Linked DNA regions of Homo sapiens: region 2 is linked to region 1. A link is a loop called in an ENCODE intact Hi-C map of the cell type or tissue named here. Cell type or tissue: natural killer cell. All regions are shown on one strand. Each heading gives the region's core, and the rest is flanking DNA. Links, peaks and the distances in the headings are about the cores only. Region 1 holds the start of LINC02084 (long intergenic non-protein coding RNA 2084). Region 2 overlaps LINC01980 (long intergenic non-protein coding RNA 1980).

What was found. Peaks named below come from ENCODE experiments on the same cell type or tissue, not always from the same donor. Only the 100,000 strongest peaks of a DNase experiment are listed, where the experiment ranks them.
Region 2: a loop joins it to region 1, with 2.9 times the contacts of the local background. A loop is called at or near these places in 3 of 110 quality-filtered maps.

Annotation. Positions count from the first base shown.
Region 1 is chr3:27,708,216-27,718,583 of GRCh38, reverse strand. LINC02084 (long intergenic non-protein coding RNA 2084) reads right to left here and starts at 5,665. Exons shown (of 2, transcript XR_007095851.1): 1 at 5,542-5,665; 2 at 4,184-5,427. It overlaps EOMES (eomesodermin), which reads left to right. Exons shown (of 6, transcript NM_001278182.2): 6 at 776-2,631. The coding sequence ends at 1,514. It also overlaps the pseudogene KIAA1143P2. RefSeq lists enhancers at 3,599-4,495, 5,167-5,852. In natural killer cell, for the core only: CTCF peaks have their summits at 6,139 and 6,342 (motif pointing left); DNase peaks (open chromatin) are centred at 4,983, 5,793, 5,913, 6,333 and 2 weaker places; H3K4me3 peaks cover 2,823 bases; H3K27ac peaks cover 2,769 bases.
Region 2 is chr3:27,856,403-27,866,770 of GRCh38, reverse strand. LINC01980 (long intergenic non-protein coding RNA 1980) reads right to left here. Exons shown (of 5, transcript NR_146630.1): 5 at 6,446-6,684. Among named protein-coding and RNA genes, the nearest start is that of LINC01981, 27 kb to the right of the region's middle. In natural killer cell, for the core only: no CTCF peak of the experiment used is centred there; a DNase peak (open chromatin) is centred at 5,550; H3K27ac peaks cover 1,296 bases.

The sequences.
Region 1 (10,368 bases), core at 3,551-8,550:
AGTGCAGCTTTTATCCACACTTGCCTGATCATCTCTGAGCAGGACATACATCAACAGGCACTTTGCTGATAATGTATTTTAGGAAGAGCTTTTACCTTTGGGATTTTTACATATTTTTCTTTTTCCAAAATTTTTTCCTTTACTAATCTTGCTTTAGATTTTTCTCAGAAAGGTTGTGTTAATTTCTGAAGAAATGTTAAGGACTTAAAAATGAAGAGGTTTTTTTAGCATTTGAGTGAAGATTTGAAATTTTAAGAATCTGCATTTATATATACCTTTCTTTTCATTTGATCCATTTTTTTATCCTCCCAAGAGCAGATATTATTACTCTCCCCCACCCCCACTTTTTTTTTTAACATAAGAAAAAACTGAAACTAAGAGGATGTAATTTCACAACACGAAATAGCAAGGCCCTGCTCTTTTTAAAATCTGAGTTTTCTACCGCCACAGCCAGTGTTTTTTCCATCACATTGACAAAGGAGGTTTGATCTGAGTTTTTCGTGTTCTAGGACTAGTAAAGGTAGATTTTCTATAGTTTAAATACTTGATGCCTAGGAGGAAACTTTTTCTTGCATGGTGGGAAATTTTTCCCAATAAGCCAAGAGTCCAGCTAAAATGGGCCAGTGCATCTCCTGCCTCTGTTCTTTCAGCCCAACAGACCAGCACTTTCGGTGTAGATAACCAACACAAGCCTTTTTCATTTCTGGGAGGTGGTTTGTTTGGGGACAACATTAGGGTTTTTTTTTTTTTTTAAGTGTTTCTCTTTATATTGTAGCATGTACACCGCTTCAGAAAATGACAGGTTAACTCCATCTCCCACGGATTCTCCTAGATCCCATCAGATTGTCCCTGGAGGTCGGTACGGCGTTCAATCCTTCTTCCCGGAGCCCTTTGTCAACACTTTACCTCAAGCCCGCTATTATAATGGCGAGAGAACCGTGCCACAGACCAACGGCCTCCTTTCACCCCAACAGAGCGAAGAGGTGGCCAACCCTCCCCAGCGGTGGCTTGTCACGCCTGTCCAGCAACCTGGGACCAACAAACTAGACATCAGTTCCTATGAATCTGAATATACTTCTAGCACATTGCTCCCATATGGCATTAAATCCTTGCCCCTTCAGACATCCCATGCCCTGGGGTATTACCCAGACCCAACCTTTCCTGCAATGGCAGGGTGGGGAGGTCGAGGTTCTTACCAGAGGAAGATGGCAGCTGGACTACCATGGACCTCCAGAACAAGCCCCACTGTGTTCTCTGAAGATCAGCTCTCCAAGGAGAAAGTGAAAGAGGAAATTGGCTCTTCTTGGATAGAGACACCCCCTTCCATCAAATCTCTAGATTCCAATGATTCAGGAGTATACACCAGTGCTTGTAAGCGAAGGCGGCTGTCTCCTAGCAACTCCAGTAATGAAAATTCACCCTCCATAAAGTGTGAGGACATTAATGCTGAAGAGTATAGTAAAGACACCTCAAAAGGCATGGGAGGGTATTATGCTTTTTACACAACTCCCTAAAGAGTTATTTTAACCTCAAAAATTAGCTAACTTTTTGCAGATGGACTTGGTGGTGTTTTTTGTTGTCTTCTTTGCCTAGGTTGCCAAAAAGATGTTTGCCTTCCACCTTGATGCATCCTGTTTTGTGCAATTCTCTAAAAGAAGGTGCCAAAGCTTTTTGATTGCTGCAGGTAACTGAAACAAACCTAGCATTTTTAAAAAATAAGATTAATGGAAGACTTTAAGGTATTTTAAAATTCGAAGGGTATCCAAGGTTCTGTATTTATTTATTGGGGAGACACTAACCCTTCAAAGAAGCAGGCTGTGAACATTGGGTGCCCAGTGCTATCAGATGAGTTAAAACCTTTGATTCTCATTTCTATTTGTAAATTCTTAAGCAAATAGAAGCCGAGTGTTAAGGTGTTTTGCTTCTGAAAGAGGGCTGTGCCTTCCGTTTCAGAAGGAGACATTTTGCTGTTACATTCTGCCAGGGGCAAAAGATACTAGGCCCAGGAGTCAAGAAAAGCTTTTGTGAAAGTGATAGTTTCACCTGACTTTGATTCCTTAACCCCCGGCTTTTGGAACAAGCCATGTTTGCCCTAGTCCAGGATTGCCTCACTTGAGACTTGCTAGGCCTCTGCTGTGTGCTGGGGTGGCCAGTGGGACTCAGGAGAGAGCAAGCTAAGGAGTCACCAAAAAAAAAAAAAAAAAAAAGGGAGAATTTAAAAGTGTACAGTTGTGTGTTTAGATACACTATAGAATAATGTGGTATATATTGTACAAATAGTCTACATAGGTGTCTGGGATAATGTAAAACTGGTGCTTTGGCTTTGTAAAGAATTTGCAAATCACTTAACAGCTGCAGGGGCAAGGGGAGAGTTTCATCATCCCCATGATATTTGGGAATATTCTGTTTACTTCTTAGATAGTTAAGAATGTATTCAGCTACTATGTACTAACTTGAACCGTGTTTAAGGAAAACTCCTATTTCATCCTCTTCTTGCGCCATCCCCTCTCCCTAACTTGGTAATGTGAAGAAACTAAAACCTGATACCACAGCTCCTATAGGCATTTTAGAGATCTTGGATTTTTATGTACAGTCTTAGTCATTTTTAATAAATGTGGTTCAGTAAGGGAACGGACATAGCTCTGTCTTCTGTGCTGTTGGGGTTTTCATCTTTGCTTTAAAGATCTCATTTTGCTTCCTCCTGTATCGTTTTCAGCTTTAACAGTGCCTCACCCATCCCCTACCTCCACGGAAGGCTCTAGAATCTCTAACTGGATACTGTAGTCATGCGGGGGTGGGGATGTTTTGTTTATCTTCTTTTTTCCTTGAAGTGGAATGGGGCTATTTCCTTACCCCACTGGGAAGTCTGGACAATGGGTGTTGGCGGGGCGGGGGAGGGGGGCGGGGGAACGGGGGAGGGAAGATTGCTGCCGATTGCCCACATCAGACTTAACCAAGCCTCGAAAACCTCCGCTTCTGGCTCTTGGAGACCAGGCTCTGTCAGAGCGCCTGGCCACTAAGTTCTCTGGGCTTTTTTCTAGGCTTACTTGGGGCCACCCATCCTTAGGCCCACCTAGGCTCCCTGGGAACCCCCGTGGCCCTTTGAGCGCCCACCAGTTCAGGGTCCCTGGGGCGCGGCGGAGCGGGGGGCTGCACACAGCTCAGCTTCTGCGCCCACCTGCGGCTTTCTTCTGAACCCAGACGCTGCGCACCCGCCGCCGCCGGCTGCCGGCCTCAGTAGCTGCAGTCAAACTCCGCCCGGACTCGGTCTGAGGCGCAGGCTAGGGACGGGCGTGGCACTTACAAAGGAGGATTCCAGTCGTTCCGTGCACTGCCGCTCTGCAAACAGTGACCTTGGAGCAGTTCACCTTGCGCTTAGTTCCGTTTATTTGGCCCACGCTCCACGGGAAGACGAAGGACAGCCCATCCCCTGGCTGAACCCTGGGAGGTCCAAAGAGTGGGGTGGAGGGTCCCCTTTGTCCCCCCAGCCAGACGTCCCGCCAGGCTTATCTGCAGACGGCTTCAGGCCCAGATTGCAAACCTTTCCAGCCCCCTCCTGGACCCTCCCGGGGTAAAGGTCTAGCTGGGAGGATCATTCTGCTAACTGTGTAGCGCGGAAATGCAGCTGCTAAGAGGATTAGCTGCTGGGAGGCGAGCAATCAGCCGAGACCTCCTCCCCTTCTGCGCCCAATTAAGGCCGCCAGGACCTTGTACCTCGACTGTCCTGTCTCCCTTCCCCTCCGTCCCTCTGGGGCCCGAGTTCTTCCCGCGCCACCCGTGACCTTGGGGGCTCGAACTCCTGCTCCGCGTTTCCGAACGGCCTACTCAAAACACTTTGGCAAAGGCGCCCCGAACTTTACCGGGGAGCCAAGGACAAAAGCGTTGAAGATGTGCTTTTTAAGATATATGTACTGTGGATGACTGATTTAGATTCCGGAAGGGAGACTCATAGCCCCCCTATCCTGGTCAGCGCCTTCCCCACACCCCCAACAGCCCCCTTACATCTGCATCCAACCACCGAATATTGGGAGATGCGATGGAATTTCGAAAACAGTGCTCTCCTATTTCTGCCCTCTAGAAAGCCCCAAAGTGCTAATCACTGCCGGGATATAGCAGATTCTGGCCCTAGTCTATTTCGGGTCCTGTATGTTTTTGCATCGTACAGTAAAAAAGAACCTGGTACTTGTGAAAAGTCCCTCACAGTGTTTAATAGAAACGTAAGTGGCTGAGTGGCCCCAATTAACACCTTATGATAAGGCATTCCTAAGATGGAGTGTCAGACACCAAATTGTGAAGAGATGTATCTAATTAATCCTCCTAGGATGACACCGATAAACAAGCCTCTATTTAAATAAAGATCAAGGGCTCGGCGCCCGGTTTGTTTACATTCTCCGCCAGGGTCTCCTAGTATGCACCGGTGCAGGCGGTGTTCCCTGCCCAGGGAGGAGATACTGGCTCGGGGGTCTGCTGGCTCGTCCTGGTTCACATCTCCGTTCTTGCCCCAAATAAACAAAAAACCACAATAAAATCAATAAATTGCAATGAAACAGGAAAAAGCAGTGCAAAGAGGACCTGACTCGGAGTTGGAAATACTGTTATTTGCCGTTTTCCACTGGTGTTCTTTCCATCACCAAACACTTTTTGGTTGTTGGTTTGCGAGGGAAAAAAGGAAGAAGGGGGGAAAGCAGCCCACATGTAGCCTCTAGAATTCTTTTCTGCTCTGGAGAGAATTCGGAGCAGGACCTTCCTCCGGTCCCCACCCCGCCCCGGCACGAGTTCGCTCTGGGTGGTTCCAGAATTCCTCCTCCTGGGTGTAGAAGCTGGGAATTGTCGGGATGTAGAGTAGCTATCCTGGGGGTGGAGTGGGGAGCCGCAGACGTCTGGAAGGGAAACTGGGAAAGGTGGGAAGAGTCAGAAAGAACTTGAGGAGGAGGGGAAGCAGCAGATTAGCGCGCCATATTTTCAGCCCATGTTTGGGCCGGATTTGGAGCCGGTTTCAAGTCTGCAGCAACGTATCTTCCAAACCTTCAATGGAGAGTTTCGAGGCTCCAAATCTGTTTTTGGTCCCGGTTTCCCTTTTTACAGCCGTCTTTGATTCGCTTTAAACCTAGGTGAAAGCAGACTCACGGTCTTCCCTCTCCTCTGCAGTCTCTTCTTTCCGAATTAAACCTGCGTAGGGGGAGGAATGTAATTTTTTAAATCTCTGCGGGTGTCATGGAAACGCTCTGGAATAAAAACTTCCCCGCATTCCCTTTGATTTTTATGGACATTCAGCTAACAGTAGGAACAAAAATTAAGATCTTTCCTTTCCCATTCGCCTGGACACTTATCTTTCCGGCTCGCGCCGCCGTGTCCTCTACCCGGCTACACAGCGACTCCAAAAGTTTAGCTTTCACCCCGCGGAGATTTCGACAGCTCTGGGAGGCTCTTTTTAAAAGGGAATTTGGAGAAATCTGTTGCTGAGCACGATTGAGTCCCACTCTATAAAATACCCATCACCCCGCCGTCATTCCTCAAGTTTACGCTTTCAAATATGCGAACCCCAAGGTCCAGCCCGGGAGTAAGCCAATCCCAGGACCCGGTCCACCGGCGCGTGTCTTGAAAAGAATGTCGGAGGTCAGATTCTCTCCTACCGCTTAGAGGCCTCGGCTCAGCGCACACATTTGGGGTTCGCAGGGCTTCCGCGCGCCGGAACCCGACCTGCGCTGGATTTTCTTCCGGGCGCAGGAGCTAAGCGATATCTTGGACAGTCTGAAGTTACAGGCACCTTTTTCTTCTCCCCCCTCTCCCCCAACAAGACGATGGGACTCCAGCCTTGCTGGTCATCGAATTTCTCCTTATTACGACTTAAATGAAAAGTAAAACACGAGACGTGGGCGAGTGCGCACACACACATCCACCCCCTTCTTCAACTCTGGGAGTCCTCTGTGTGTCGCCGAGGGCACGTATGGAGTTCGCCAAGGGAAGGATTCAGCTGCCCAAATGCTAACCAGGCCCTCAGCAATGGTCCCTAAAGTGCCCCCGCGTCACATGGATCTCTGACCGCCGCCGAAGCAATGCATTATTTCAGGCAGCATTCCCCTCCCACCAAATACACATTAAGAGACACGAGTTTAATTTTCCCCTGCCTCCTTGAAAAGCTCCGAACCCCTTCCTATAAGCCCTTGTGGGGACAGCAGGGCTTGCACAATGACTTTTGTAACTTTAAGTTCTACCCAGGTTTCCCCACACAGTTGGAGTGGAGGAGGACCCCACGCCTCACCCTTGGCCTCCAGGTCCCGCAGCAGAGTTTCCGCGCGGGTCTGCAGGCTCCTCTCTCTTCTGGGCCGCGGGCAGCCTTCGCCATCTGGTGGCCATGGAGAGTAAGGATCTCCCCAGCCGAAGAGAGCTCCTCCACTCTTAAAGCTGCTGCTTTGTCAGGTCCTGAACAGTTCCGTCAAAAAAAAAAAAAAAAAAAAAAAGAAAGAAAAAAAAGGACCCAGTGGCGCGATCTCACTGCAACCTCCGTCTCCCGGGTTCAAGTGATTCTCCTACCTCAGCCTCCCGAGTAGCTGGGACTACAGGCGTGCGCCACCACACCTGGCTGATTTTTGTATTTTTGGTAGAGGCTGGGTTTCACCATGTTGGCCAGGCTGGTCTCCAACTCCTGACCTCAGGTGATCCACCAGTCTCGGCTTCCCAAAGTGCTGGGATTACAGGTGTGAGCCGCTGAGCCCCACACTCCTACGCTTCTTTAAAAGTTTTTTAGTGTAGGGGAAGGAGCCTGGAATTTGGAGTTCTGTGACTTAAGTTCTAGTCCGCCGCCCCTTACAGCGGCATTGTCTTTAGCTTCACTGAACTTCATTTCCTCATCTGTGAAGTGGGGATTCCAACAGCACCTATCCCGGCAAAGAGTACTGAGAAGGAAGAAATGAGATTATAAATTTAACTGTTTTGTAAACTGTTGAGTAGTTCCGAATATTAGTAGGTATCACTAATTACTAATTTTATAACATGTATGATAGTAAACTTAGATGCATTAGCAAAGGAAAGTTTTTATTAATTCAGAAATAATTACAAATATTATGCAGTTTGAAAAAGTAGAGAGCAATGGACCCCCATGTGTCCACTACCAGCTACAATAACCATCAATCCATGGCCTCTCTTATTTCTTCCTGTAATCCCCACTCCACTCTTTCTGCCACGAATCCCGAAATTCCTGTCCTCTAATCCACAATTATTTCCGTACACAGCCCTTAAAGAAAAGGACTCTTTTAAAAAAAAAAAATATATATATATATATATATATATATATATATAACTGTCATGCTATTATCTCATCTAAAAAATCAACAATCATTTCTGAATATCGGGAAATATCCAGGTACGTTTTTCTGGTTGTCTCATAAAGTTGTTCTTGTTATTCTTTTTGTTTGCTTGTTCCTTACAGTTGTTTGTTTTAATCAGGATCCAAACAGGTCCCACACATGTGATTGATGTATCACTTAATTCTCTCAGTCTAGAACTCTCCCCTCTCAACTTTTCTCTTTTATTTTTCCTTGCAATTTATTGAAGAAATTGGGGCATTTGTTCTGTCTAGTTTTCCAGGTTCTGGTTTTGCTGATTGCAGTTCAGTAGTGTTAACATAGTCCTCTGATTCTTGTTTTTCCAACAAAGTGGTGTTTTATTGATCTGATCTAGATTCCACTTTTTTTTAGTAATAATATTTTATAGGTGGTAATATTCCATGAGGAGGCTCATGATGTCCAGTTGTCTCTTTTGGGGGCAGGTCTTTGTACATTGATGACTGTCAGTTAGACCCACTATTTCATTAAGGGGTTGGCAAAGGAGGTAAATTCCAGTACAGCTATTATTATCAATTACATATACATGAGAAAATTTTACTCAATGACACTTTGAATGTGACATTAAACAGAGTAAGCCAAAAAGCCAAGATCTCTGCTCTTTATATATCATCACAGGAAAACAGAGAGGCCTTCTGGGGAACATGAGACACAGAAACCTAGGTGTAAAATGGACAAAATGCATAAATTGGTAAGACTTAGTGGATGAAACATATTTATTAAGACAGTCTAATATGCCCCAAATTGCTAAGAAATCACATTAAACCAGTGCATATCAAAGTGATAAAGTAGGTTTCCATCTGTTTTTCTACTCTCAGGGCAAATTGTCAATTTCCTGATGCCTTTAAAAATATATTTCAATAACTCATAAGGAGGAGCATCATATGGAAATCATAAGTGCTAAAAAAAGGACTATTAAATAATTTGGTTGTTAAGCAGGGAGGGGAGTGATTTCATCTACCACAAGAGAAGTGGTTTTTTACCACTTTATTTGGAAATGATTGAGGGAGGAATCTGAGGGAGAGAAAGGTCGGGGGAAAGTCCAAGTTACTATCCACAATTCACAGCCTAGAACTTCTAGAACTGGAATGGAGTTGGTTACTGAGAGAGACCATCATGGAAATTCAAAGAATAACAAGGGTAGATTTGAACATGTAGATACCATTGCCACCATCTTGTTCCCTTCCTCGTCCCAGACACCAAATTGTAGACTATTCCGCAAAACTTCAGGCAATCAGAATGTTTCCTGCAAAGGTCTTAGATTGCCACCATTTCTTCTTGAAATGACTCAATATTAATGCCATAAGTATATAGCCTTCTGTTAACTAGCACTTCTTCCTAAATCCCTAAATCAGTCATCATTCCTTGAGTCACCGAATTGGAGAGCTGGGAGGCACCTTAGAGACTGCTCTAGTTCTATAAACCCCACTATACAGAGGCAAGAACCAAGTATCACTATGGTTTTGTGGTTTGCCAAGCCCCTTGAGGAACTCATTGGTTTGGCAGTGTATCATGGGTTAGACCCTATACTTTGGACATACAATATTTCAGAGGCTTGGGAAATATGTTTAGTCATGAAAACGTTAAATTCAAAAGCATAGTTTTTATTATTGTTTATGTTTTTCAGAGGATGAACAATATTTGAAATCCAAATGTATCCATGATTAATTTTTCTTCTTTTTCTTCTTCCTCTTCTTTTCTTCTTCTTTTTTTTTTTTTTTTTTTTTTTTTTTGAGACAGGGTTTCACTTTATCACCCAGGCACAATCATAGCTCACTGCAGCCTCAAAATCCTAGGTTCAAACAATCCTTCTACCACAGCCTCTTGAGTAGCTAGAACTACAGGTGCACACCACTATGCCTGGCTAATTAAAAAAAGTTTTTTTGTAGAGATGGATTCTCACTATGTTGTCCAGGCTGATCTTGCAATTCAGGGCTCAAAATCCTCCCACTTCAGCCTCCCAAAGCACTGAGATTATAGGCATGAGCCACCACACTCAGCCTTTTTTTAAGCCTATCATGGAGTGGTGCCTTCTTCATTGCACACTTTGGCCTATATAGCTTTGGGGTAGTGAATCCACAGAATATATGTTCTTCACCCTACATATTTGCTGGTTTTCTTAATCTTGGCAGGCAAATTTTGTCTTTATCTTACAGATCTAAAACCCAAGAATGATCTTTGGTATTTTACTTCTTTCAGGATTCAAGTTCCTCTGGTAAAAAGGCTTGTTGTTGATATAATTAACCAATAGTCTGTGCTCATCACTAAATATTTAGAAGACCACAGACACAGACTACATAGCTGTTATAGAAGAGCACAGAGAAGCATGAGTTAAGTTAGTGTGCAAAAATGTGTATACATGCTTGTATGTAGGAGTGTGTATTTGTGCCCCAGAGCTAATAACATTAAGCTGAGATTACAGAGTGTAGAATACAACTTGGAGAAAATGGTTAAGATGGTATCTAATATTTCCATTAGGGACTTTTCTGTTCAGAGCTGTCAAAACAGATTCTGTGAATTGACTAGACTATGGAAGGTGATCATAATGATATTGATGAAACACATAACTGAAAAACAGAATTTAAATAGAAGAGAGTCTCTAGAAATACAACTAAATCTTAATCTGGAGATACATGCCTCAAAATAACTCTCTCCCATTCCTTTTTCCCTCTCAACAAAAACAAACTCACTGGAAAAGGACAATCAAACATTTCCAAGCCTTGCAATGCCCTATTTCCCATCGGAGTTTCGGGAAAAAAAAATGTATGAGTCACATTCTTAACCTGGCAATAAGGTCCACGAGGTATTTGGTTTCTCTGTGTTTGCCAGCTTTCTTGTACATAGGCGAGGTTGCCAGATCCAAAGAGAGAGTAGTGTGGATAAGACCATTTGACAAAGGCTGCAGCTTTAGGAAGAACTTGACCAACCTTTAGTAAACCAGCAAGAAGGAGGCCAGACTCTCTCCTTCCACCCTCAAATCCCCTCAGTGCCCCTGTTTGGCTGAACCCAGTGAGAATCCAAAGGG
Region 2 (10,368 bases), core at 2,961-7,960, 150 kb before region 1:
AAAATTAGAAATAAAAAAGGAGACATTACAATTGATTTCACAAAAATGCATAGAATCATAAAAGACTATTATGAGCAATTATATATCAACAAATTGGGTAACCTAGAAGAAATAAATGAATTCTGATATAACATACTGAGACTGAATTGTGAAAAACAAAATCTGAACAGACTGATAAGATTAAATCCATCATCAAAAAACTCTCAACACAAAAAAGACCAAGACCTGACAATGTCACCTGTGAATTCTACCAAACATTTTAAGAAGAATTAATGTCAATCATTCTCAAACTCTTCCAAAAACGTAAAGCGGACAGAACACTTCCAAACTTATTTTATGAGGCCGGCATTACCCTGATACCAAAATCAGGCAAGGACACTATAAGAAAATAAAATTACAGGTCAATATCCCTGATGAACATAGATGTAAAAGTCCTCAACAGAATACTAGCAAACCAAATTCAGCAGCACATTAAAGGTATCATACACTGTGATTAAGTGCAATTTATCCCTCAGATGCAAGGATAGTTCAACACACATGAATCAATAAATGTGATACACCACATTGACAGAATAAAGAGAAAAAATACATGACCATCTTAATAGATATAGAAAAAGCATTTGACAAAATTCAACATCATTTTATTATAAAACTCAACAAATTAGGTATGAAATGAATGTATCAACATAATTAAGGCCATGTATGGCAAGTCTACAGCTAACATCATACTCAACAGTGAAAAGCTGAAAGCTTTTCCTCTAAGATGAGAACAAGACAAGGACTTACACACTCTCTCTTTATATCCAATGTAGTAGTGGAAGTCCTAGCCAGAGAAATTTGGCAAGAAAAATAACTAAAAGGCATCCAAATTGGAAAGGAAGAAGTAAAATTGTTTGCAGATGGCATATCTTGTAGTTACACTAAAAATTCCACCAAAAAAAACTGTAAAACTGTTATAACTAATAAACCAATTAAGTTGCAGCATACAAACATCTGTAGTGTTTCTATGTACCAACAATGAGCTATTTGAAAAAGAAATCAAGAAAACAATCCCATTTACACTAGTTACAATAAAAAACAAAATACAGTATTTAAAGTACTTAAGAATAAATTTGGTATTTTGATTTTGTTGTTGTTCTTTGTTTGTTTTGTTGTTATTGTTGTTGTTTGAGATAGTTTCACTTTTGTTGCCTAGCCTGGAGTGTAATGGCGCAATCTTGGCTCACTGCAACCTCCACCTCCCAGGTTTAAATGATTCTCCTGCTTCAGCCTCCTGAGTAGCTGGGATTACAGGCATATACCAACACACCCGGCTAATTTTGTATTTTTGGTAGAGATGGGGTTTCACCATGTTGGTCAGGCTGGTCTTGAACTCCTGACCTCAGGTGATTCACCAGCCTCAGCCTCCCAAAGTGCTGGGATTACCGGGGTGAGATACTGCACCTGGCCCTTAAGAATAAATTTAATCAAGAAAGTGAAAGATCTGTACATTGGAAACTATAAAGCATTGGTGAAAGAAATCAAAGAAGACTCAAATAAATGGAAGGATATCCTATATTCTTTGATTGGAATAATTAATATTATTTAATGTTCATATTATCCAAAGTAGCCTACAGATTTAATGCAATCCCTTTCAAAATTTCCATGAGATTTTCCACGTAAGTAGAAAAAACAATCCTAAAATTTTTATGGAACCACAAAAGATCCTGAATAGCCAAAGCCATCTTGAGCAAAAAGAAAAAGCTGGAGATATCATACTACCTTATTTCAAAGTACACTACAAAGTTAGAGTACTCAAAGCAGCATGATACTGCTAAAAAACAAAAAAACAAAACAAAACAAAACAAAAAAAACAGACTTGTAGACCAATGGAACAGAATAGAGAGCCCAGAAATAAATTCACCCATTTACAGTCAATTGGTCTTCAAAAAAGTTACCAAGAACACACAATGGGTGGGCGCAGTGGCTCACGCCTGTAATTCCAACACTGTGGATTACTTGAGGTCAGGAGTTTGAGACCACCCTGGCCAACATAGTGAAACCCTGTCTCTACTAAATTACAAAAATTAGCTGGGAGTGGTGGTGCACACCTGTAATCTCAGCTACTCTGGAGGCCGAGGCACAAGAATTGCTTGAACCCAGGAGGTGGACGCTGCAGTGATCCGAGATCATACCCCTGCACTCCAGTCTGGGTGACAGAGCAAGACTACATCTCAAAAAAAAGAACACACAATGGAGAAAGTATAGGCTCTTCAATAAATGGTCCTGGGAAACCTGGATTTCCACATGCAAAAGCAAAAATTGGACTATTAGACTGAACACAAAAATCAACTTAAAATGGAAAAAAAGACCTAGCTGTAAGACCTGAAATCATAAAATTCCTAGAAGAAAACAGAGGAAAACCTCCTGGACATTGGCCTTGTCAATGATTTATTGGATATCACAACAAAAGCTCAGGCTACAAAAGCAAAAATAAATAAGTGGGATTTCATCAAACTAAAAAGCTTCTGCACAGCAACAGAAACCATCAACAAAATGAAAAAGTGACCTAGAGATTAGGAAAAAATATTTGTAAACCATATATAGACAAGGGGTTAATAGTGAAAATATGTAAGAAATTCAAATCAATCACAAGAACACAAATAAGCCCACTGAAAAATGGACAAAAGATCTGAATATAATTTTTTTAAAGAACACATAAAAATGGCCCACAGATATACGAAGAAAACATTCAATATCGGAGAATGCAAATTAGCAGTGAGATATTGCATCACTCCTGTTAGAATGGCTACTACCAAAAAGAAAAAATACAACAAGTGTTGGTGGGGATGTGGAGAAAAGGAAAACCTTGTATACTATTGGTGGAAATATAAGTTAGTAAAGCCACTATGGAACACAGTGTAAAGCCACTATGGAACACAGTGTAGAGATTTCTTAAAAAGAAAAAAAAAAAAGAACTACCATATGATCTAGCAATCCCACTTCTGGGTATAGAACCCCCCCCCAAAAAATGTATAATAAAACCAGTATGTCAAAGAGATATCCATAGTCCCATGTTCACTGCAGCATTATTCACCTAAGATCTATCAACATATAAATGGATAAAGGAAAATGTAATATATATACACAATGGGATACTATTCAGCCTTAAAAAAGAAGGAATCCTTGTCATTTGCAACAATATAGATGAATGTGGAGAACATTTTGTTAAGTGAAATAAACCAGAGAAAGACAAATACTGCGTGACCGCACTTTATGTAAAATCTAAAAACGTGAAACTCACAGGGAGTAGCATGCTGATTGCCAGGAACTGCGGAGAGGTAAGACGAATGGGTAGATATTGTTTAAAGGATACAAGATGTCAGTCAGATAGGATGAATAACTTCTGGAGATCTATTGTACAGCATGATGACTGTAATTATTAATAATGTATTGTATACTTGGAAATTGCTAAGAGATTAGATCTTAATCTCTCAACACAAAAAAATTCTAAGTGTGTGAGGTAATGGGCAAGTTAATTTGATTGATTAAATCATTTCACAGTGTATACATATATCAAACATCACATGTACATTGTAAATATCTAAATTTTTTGTCAATAACACCTTAGTAAAGCTCAGGGAAATAATAAAACTCACCATCAATAATGCCTGGAATACTGTACATTTACTGACATTTTGTTTAATAATGAGCAACACCTAGGTTTAGCTCGAGTCCGAGGAATATAAGTGTCTTAACAGAATTTCAGCAATACAAGAAGCCCCTCATTATGACATCTGGTTTTGTCTGGTCCCATAGGCCCCCATGCCTTCCCTACTAGAGGGTTTCCATATCTTCTGCACCCATTATAACAAGGTTACATATAATATCCCACCATCTAATATCCCACTGCCTGCACTAATATGGAATTCCTGACAGAAACACTAGATCTACTTTTCTGCATCACTTGGGTGCTTCTTTCCAAATAGCTCCTGCTAGCTCAGTATAAATAATGTCATGGCATTCTTCCTTTCTCTGGACGACATTCATTAGAATCACAGAATCATGCAATATTTGAGCCAGAGACTTCTATGAGACAATCTTATGTGACAACAATCTCCTTGAATGCCCTTGCGTGGTCAGCTCTGGGCAGAGGCATCAGAGGACAGAGCAGGCCTGGGTTCAGTGTGAGGTGAGATAACAAATGTGATGATTACTTTGTCAAGTTCAATGAATCCGTGGCCTTATCCCAGCTGTGGGATGCCGAAACCATAATGATTGAAGAGCCCAAGCTTGATAGCCAGGCAGACCTGATTTTAATTCTTGACCATGTCCCCGTGAACCTGGGCAAGTGATACCTCTGTATACCTCATATTCATCATCCGTAAAATGGGAACAATAATGTCTACCTCATATAGTAAGACACAAAGCAAAGCCCCTGAAGCAATTGAGGCAGTCAATATGTAGCAGCTTAAAAATAGCAGAGCTCTCAGGTTTTCTGGCTCTGCGGACATTGAACTCCAAGATCAAGAATACTTTTGCTCTTAGTCTACCAAGTCACTACACCAATATACATAACCTGCTCTGAGAGACAAGTTTTAGTTTAGGGTTCACCTTTAATTTACTGGGTATATCTATGCAAGTTGCTTGATTTTTTGAGAACGGTCATTTAGTAATGGCCCTTCTATTTGATTTTTTGTTTCCTAAGATATTTATAATATAAATAAGATTTGTTTAAAAAGTAAAATGCATTCATAGTCCATCTAACTAGTACCAGGATAATTTTTCTAGATATGTTCATCTGTCATCTCTTTATTTTGCCTTCCTTTCTGAGTTTGATCTCAGTCCTAGCCAGGCATGGTGGTGTACACCAGTAGTCCCAGCTACTCTGGAGGCTGGGGCAAGAGGATGACTTGAGCCCAAGAAGTCAAGGCTGCAGTGAGCTATGATCTCACCACTGCACTCTATGCTAGGTGACAGAGTGAGATCCCGTCTCTAAAAGACAGCAACAATAACAACAAAATGATCTCAGTCTTTTTAATTCATTTAGAGCAATGGTTCTCAATCAGAGCAATTTTGCCACAGGGAAGGTTACAGATATTTGGCAACATCTGTAGATACTTTTGATTGTCACAGCTGAGGAAAGCAGTGTCACTGGTCTCTGGTGAGTAGAGGCCAGAAAGCTGCTAACCAATATTTAAGGAACCTGGACGTCCACAACAAAGAACTACCTGGCCGCAAAAGTCAATAGTGCGGAGGCTGAGAAACCCTGATTTAGAGTGAGGCCCTTCAACTTGTAAGAATCGAGCTCAGCAGCCTCACTTCTAAGACAAGCACCTCCCATTAAACTTTGATTCCCTCCCTCCTCCCTAGCTCTGACAAACAGCTGTTTCAAAACAGTAACACACAAAGTGTATCTTAAACATATGGAAAGTCAAGAAATTCAGAGTTAAGGTTTAAAAATTCGAGGCTGGCACCCTGATGTTAAAAAAAGACAAAGCCTAAAGGTGTCAGGGTGTGAGCTGAAGACAAAGTGTAAGCTTTCAACTCCAACCCTGCTACTTTTGGCTTCTGTGGGCTTAGGTCAGACTCTCTCTGCTATCCTGGGGTGGTTGTTCTGTGGTTTCCTTTTGAGTTCTATAGAACTTGAAGACACAAACATTGGCAATACACAAGGCAGGCCTCAAGAGATGGAGGCATGAGCCATTTAAGGTTTAAAATCTAATTTTTAAATTAATATTTCTTTAATAAAACCACTAAGATGTGGCACTTTATGTTCCAGATTTTCACAACTGTTGTTTCTATCACTTATCTGTTTAAAAAATCAATTAACGTGTTAATTTTTTGAGGTTATAACTGTAAAAGATAAAATGGCACAGCCAAAAAGCATAGTAGTGAGAAACAGGAGAAAAGTGGATTTCAGCCTTACCTCTACTGTTCACATTTTGAACAAGTTCCATAACTTCTCTGAATCTCCCCTCCCCCTTCTATAAAATTGGGGAAAATAATCTCTACCTCATGGATGGACATTGTATATAAAATACCAATTAGAATTCTAGAACATAAAGGCCCTCAATAAATAATAATTCTTTATTAAAAATCAAGGTCTCTCTTTAGTAATGGAATCAAACTATACAAATATGAAAAGGTAAACTAAAAAATTCAAAATCATGAATGGCATGGCAGCCTGCCCTGAGAGTGGAGAAGGTTACAGAGTGGTCGCCCATGATTACTTAGCCCAGAACCAATAACTACCAGCTACATATATTCATGTGAAGACGGAGAGGAGGACCAGGATACCAAAGGTAGAAAAGCCAAGGGCACAGGGAGAGGTCATCAAGTTGTTATAATTAGCTGGACTATAGCATATTTACAAGAGTATGGTCAGAGGTGAAGCTGGAAAAGTAATCTGTGCTAGTCAGGTATCAACACAATTATGATGTATAGTAAGCACCACAAAACTTAATGATATACATTAACAAGCCTTTATTCTCATACTCATAAATCTGCAGGTCAGCTGAGGTTCAGTTAACGTAGATTGAGTGTGGCTGGGTAGCTCTGATTCTCCTATGTATTAGGTGACTTGAATCCAGGCTGTGGATTGACCTCAGGTCTTCCTTGTGTGTGTTAATTTTGGAGCCATGGCTAAAGGGATAGCAGGAATCCAGGGCATGTTCTTCTCATGATGGATCTGGAGCATAAGAGCTGAGCCAAATCATAAAAAAACACAGGTAAGACCTTTGCTCTTGCAACATCTACTCATATTTCATTGCCAAAGCAAGTCACATGGGGTGAGGAAACAAACCCAGCAGGAGGGCACAGCAAAGTTACCAGACAAAGGTATGAATGTACAATCCTATCACAGGGGAGTGAAGAATTATGACCAAAATTATAATCTATTGCAATGTCATGTAAGGGCAGATCTTAAATATAGAAATAATGTGCGGTAGGGCACAGTGTCTCACACCTGTAACCCCAGCACTTTAAGAGGTTGAGGCGGGAGGATTGCTTGAGCCCCAGAGTTCCAGACCATCCTGGGCAACATAGCAAGACCCTCGTCTCTACAAAAAAAATTTAAAAAATTGTACCAGGTTTGGTAGTGCACACCTGGAGTCTCAGCTACTCAGGAGGCTAAGGTGGGAGGATCACTTGAGCTTTGGAGGTCGATGCAGTGAGTCATGATTGCCCCCCCTGCACTCCAACACAGTTGACAGAGTAAGACCCTGTCTCCAAAAATAAAATGAAATTAAATAAAATAGTTGCAATAGACAATCCTTAAAAAGAAATGATGTGCTCAGAGCTACAAAGGCAATTAGAAAAGATTTTCTGTTGCTAGGAGGAAAGTCATGAGGAGCTGCATTTCAGAGGAGGTATTAGAAAAGGAGATAAAGGGTTGAGATCATGGAATTTAAATAATTTAACTATTTACTGGCTGGTGGGCAAAGATAGTGCCAAAAAAAAGGAGCCATCACAAATAAATTTGGAATTTGAGAGTTTGGGTCTTATAGTCTGAGAGAACAGTAAAGTTACCCATAATAATAATGCATATATTTTATTGAGCACATATTGTTTGCCAGATAATGTATTAAGTATTTGGTAGGCAATTTTTTAATCTTCGCAATAAACCAGTGAGATAAGTATAGTCCTTATCTTTATTTTTGAGATGTGGTAACAGGCTAAGTAACTTACCCAAGATCACAGAGCTAAAAAGTGGTAGACTCATGATTGATAGGCCACTGATGGGCTCTGGAGTCCACACTGTCTTGCCATTTATTTATTTCCTTATTTCCTACCCTGCTCTATGGTTGAAATGTTCATATTATTTTATTAACTTCTAGTTTAAGCTCAGGGGTACATGTGCAGGATGTGCAGGTTTGTTATATAGGTAAACATGTGCCATGGTGGTTTCCTGGACAGATCATACCATCACCTAGGTATTAAGCCCAGCATCCCTTAGCTATTATTCCTGATGCTCTTCCTCCCCACAACCCTGCTCTGACAGGCCCAAGTGTGTGTTGTTCCCCAACTATGTGGCCATGTGTTCTAATCATTCAGCTCCCACTTATAAATGAGAACATGTGATGTTTGGTTTTCTGTTCCTGCATTAGTTTGCTGAGGATAATGGCTTCCAACTCTATCCATGTCCCTGCAAAAGACATGATCTCATTCCTTTATATGGCTGCATAGTATTCCATTGGAGATATATACATACATATATATATATGTATGTATATATCTCACAATTTCTTTATCCAGTCTATCATTGATGGGCATTTAAGTTGATTCTATGTCTTTACCATTGTGAATAGTGCTGCAATGAGCATACACATGCATGGATCTTTATAACAGAATGATTTATATTTCTTTGGGTATATACCCAGTAATGGGATTGCTGGGTCAAATAGTATTTCTGCCTCTAGGTCTCTGAGGAATCACCACACTGTCTTCCACAGTGGTTGAACTGATTTACACTCCCACCAACAGTGTAAAAGCATTCCTTTCTCTGCAACCTTGCAAGCATCTATTGTTTTTTGACATTGTAATAGTAGACATTCTGAATGGTGTGAGATGGTATCTCATTGTGGTTTTGATTTGCGTTTTTCTAATAATCAGTGATGTTGAGCTTTGTTTCATGTTTGTTGGCTGCATGTATGTCTTCTTTTGAGAAGTGTCTGTTCATGTTCTTTGACCACTTTTTAATGGGGTTGTTTATTTTTTTCTTGTTAATTTGTTTAAGTTCCTCATAGATTCTGGATATTAAACCTTTGTCAGATGGATAGATTGCAAAAACTTTCTCCCATTCTGTAGGTTTTCTCTTCACTCTGATAATAGTTTCTTTTGCTATGCAGAAGCTCTTTAGTTTAATTAAATCCCATTTATCAATTTTTGCTTTTGTTGCAATTGCTTTTGGCATTTTTGTCATGAAATTTTTGCCCATGCCTATGTCCTGAATGGTATTGCCTAGATTTTCTTCTAGGGTTTTTATAGTTTTGGGTTTTACATTTAAGTCTTTAATCCATCTTGAGTTAATTTTTGTATAAGGTAAAAGGAAGGGGTCCAGTTTCAATTTTCTTCATATGGCTAGCCAGTTATCCCAGCATCATTTATTAAATAAGGAATCCTTTCCTCATTGCTTGTTTTTGTGAGCTTTGTCAAGGATCAAATGGTTGTAGGTCTGTGGTCTTATTTCTGAGTTCTCTATTCTGTTCCACTGGTCTGTATGCCTGTCCTTGTACCAGTATCATGCTGTTTTGGTTACTGTAGCCTTGTAGTATAGTTTGAAGTTGAGTAGCATGATGCCTCGTTCTTTTTGCTTAGGATTATCTTGGCTATTTGGGCTCTTGCTTCCATATGAATTTAAAACTCTTCTTTCTAATTCTATAAAGAATGCCAATGGTAGTTGAATAGGAATGACATTGAATCTATCAATTACTTTGGGCAGTTTGGCCATTTTCATGATATTGATTCTTCCTATTTATGAGCATGAAATGTTTTTCCATTTGCTTGTGTTTTCTGTGATTTCTTTGAGCAATGGTTTATAGTTCTCTTTAAAGGATCCTTTACTTCCCTTGTTAGCTAAATTCCTAGGTATTTTATTCTCTTTGTAGCAATTGTGAATGGGAGTTCATTCATGATTTGGCTCTCTGCCTGTTGTTGGTGTGTAGGAATGCTAGCAATTTTTGCACATTGATTTTGTATGCTGAGACTGCTGAAGTTGCTTATCAGCTTAAGAAGCTTTTGGGCTGAGACAACAGGGTTTTCTAGATATAGGAAAATGTCTTCTGCAAACAAAGATAATTTGACTTCCTCTCTTCCTATTTGAATTCACTTTATTTCTTTCTCTTGTCTGATTATCCTGGCCAGAACTTCCAATACTGTGTTGAATAGGAGTGGTGAGAGAAGACATCCTTGTCATGTGCCGGTTTTCAAAAGGAATGCTTCCAGCTTTTGCCCATTCACTATGATATTGGCTATGGGTTTGTCATATATGGCTCTTATTATTTTGAGGGATGTTCCTTCAATACCTAGTTTATGGAGAGTTTTTAACACGAAGGGGTGTTTAATTTTATTGAAGGCCTTTTCTGCACCTATTGAGATAATCATGTGGTTTTCGTCTTTAGTTCTGTTTATGTGATGAATCACATTTATTGATTTGCTTATGTTGACCTAACCTTGCATCCTGGAGATGAAGCCAACTTGATCATGGTGGTTAAACTTTTTGATGTGCCGCTGGATTTGGTTTGCCAGTATTTTATTGAGAATTTTTACATTGATGTTCATCAACGATATTGGCCTGAAGTTTTCATTTTTTGTTTTATCTCTGCCAGGTTTTGGTATCAGGATGATACTGGCCTCATAGAATGAGTTAGGGAGAAATCTATCCTTTTC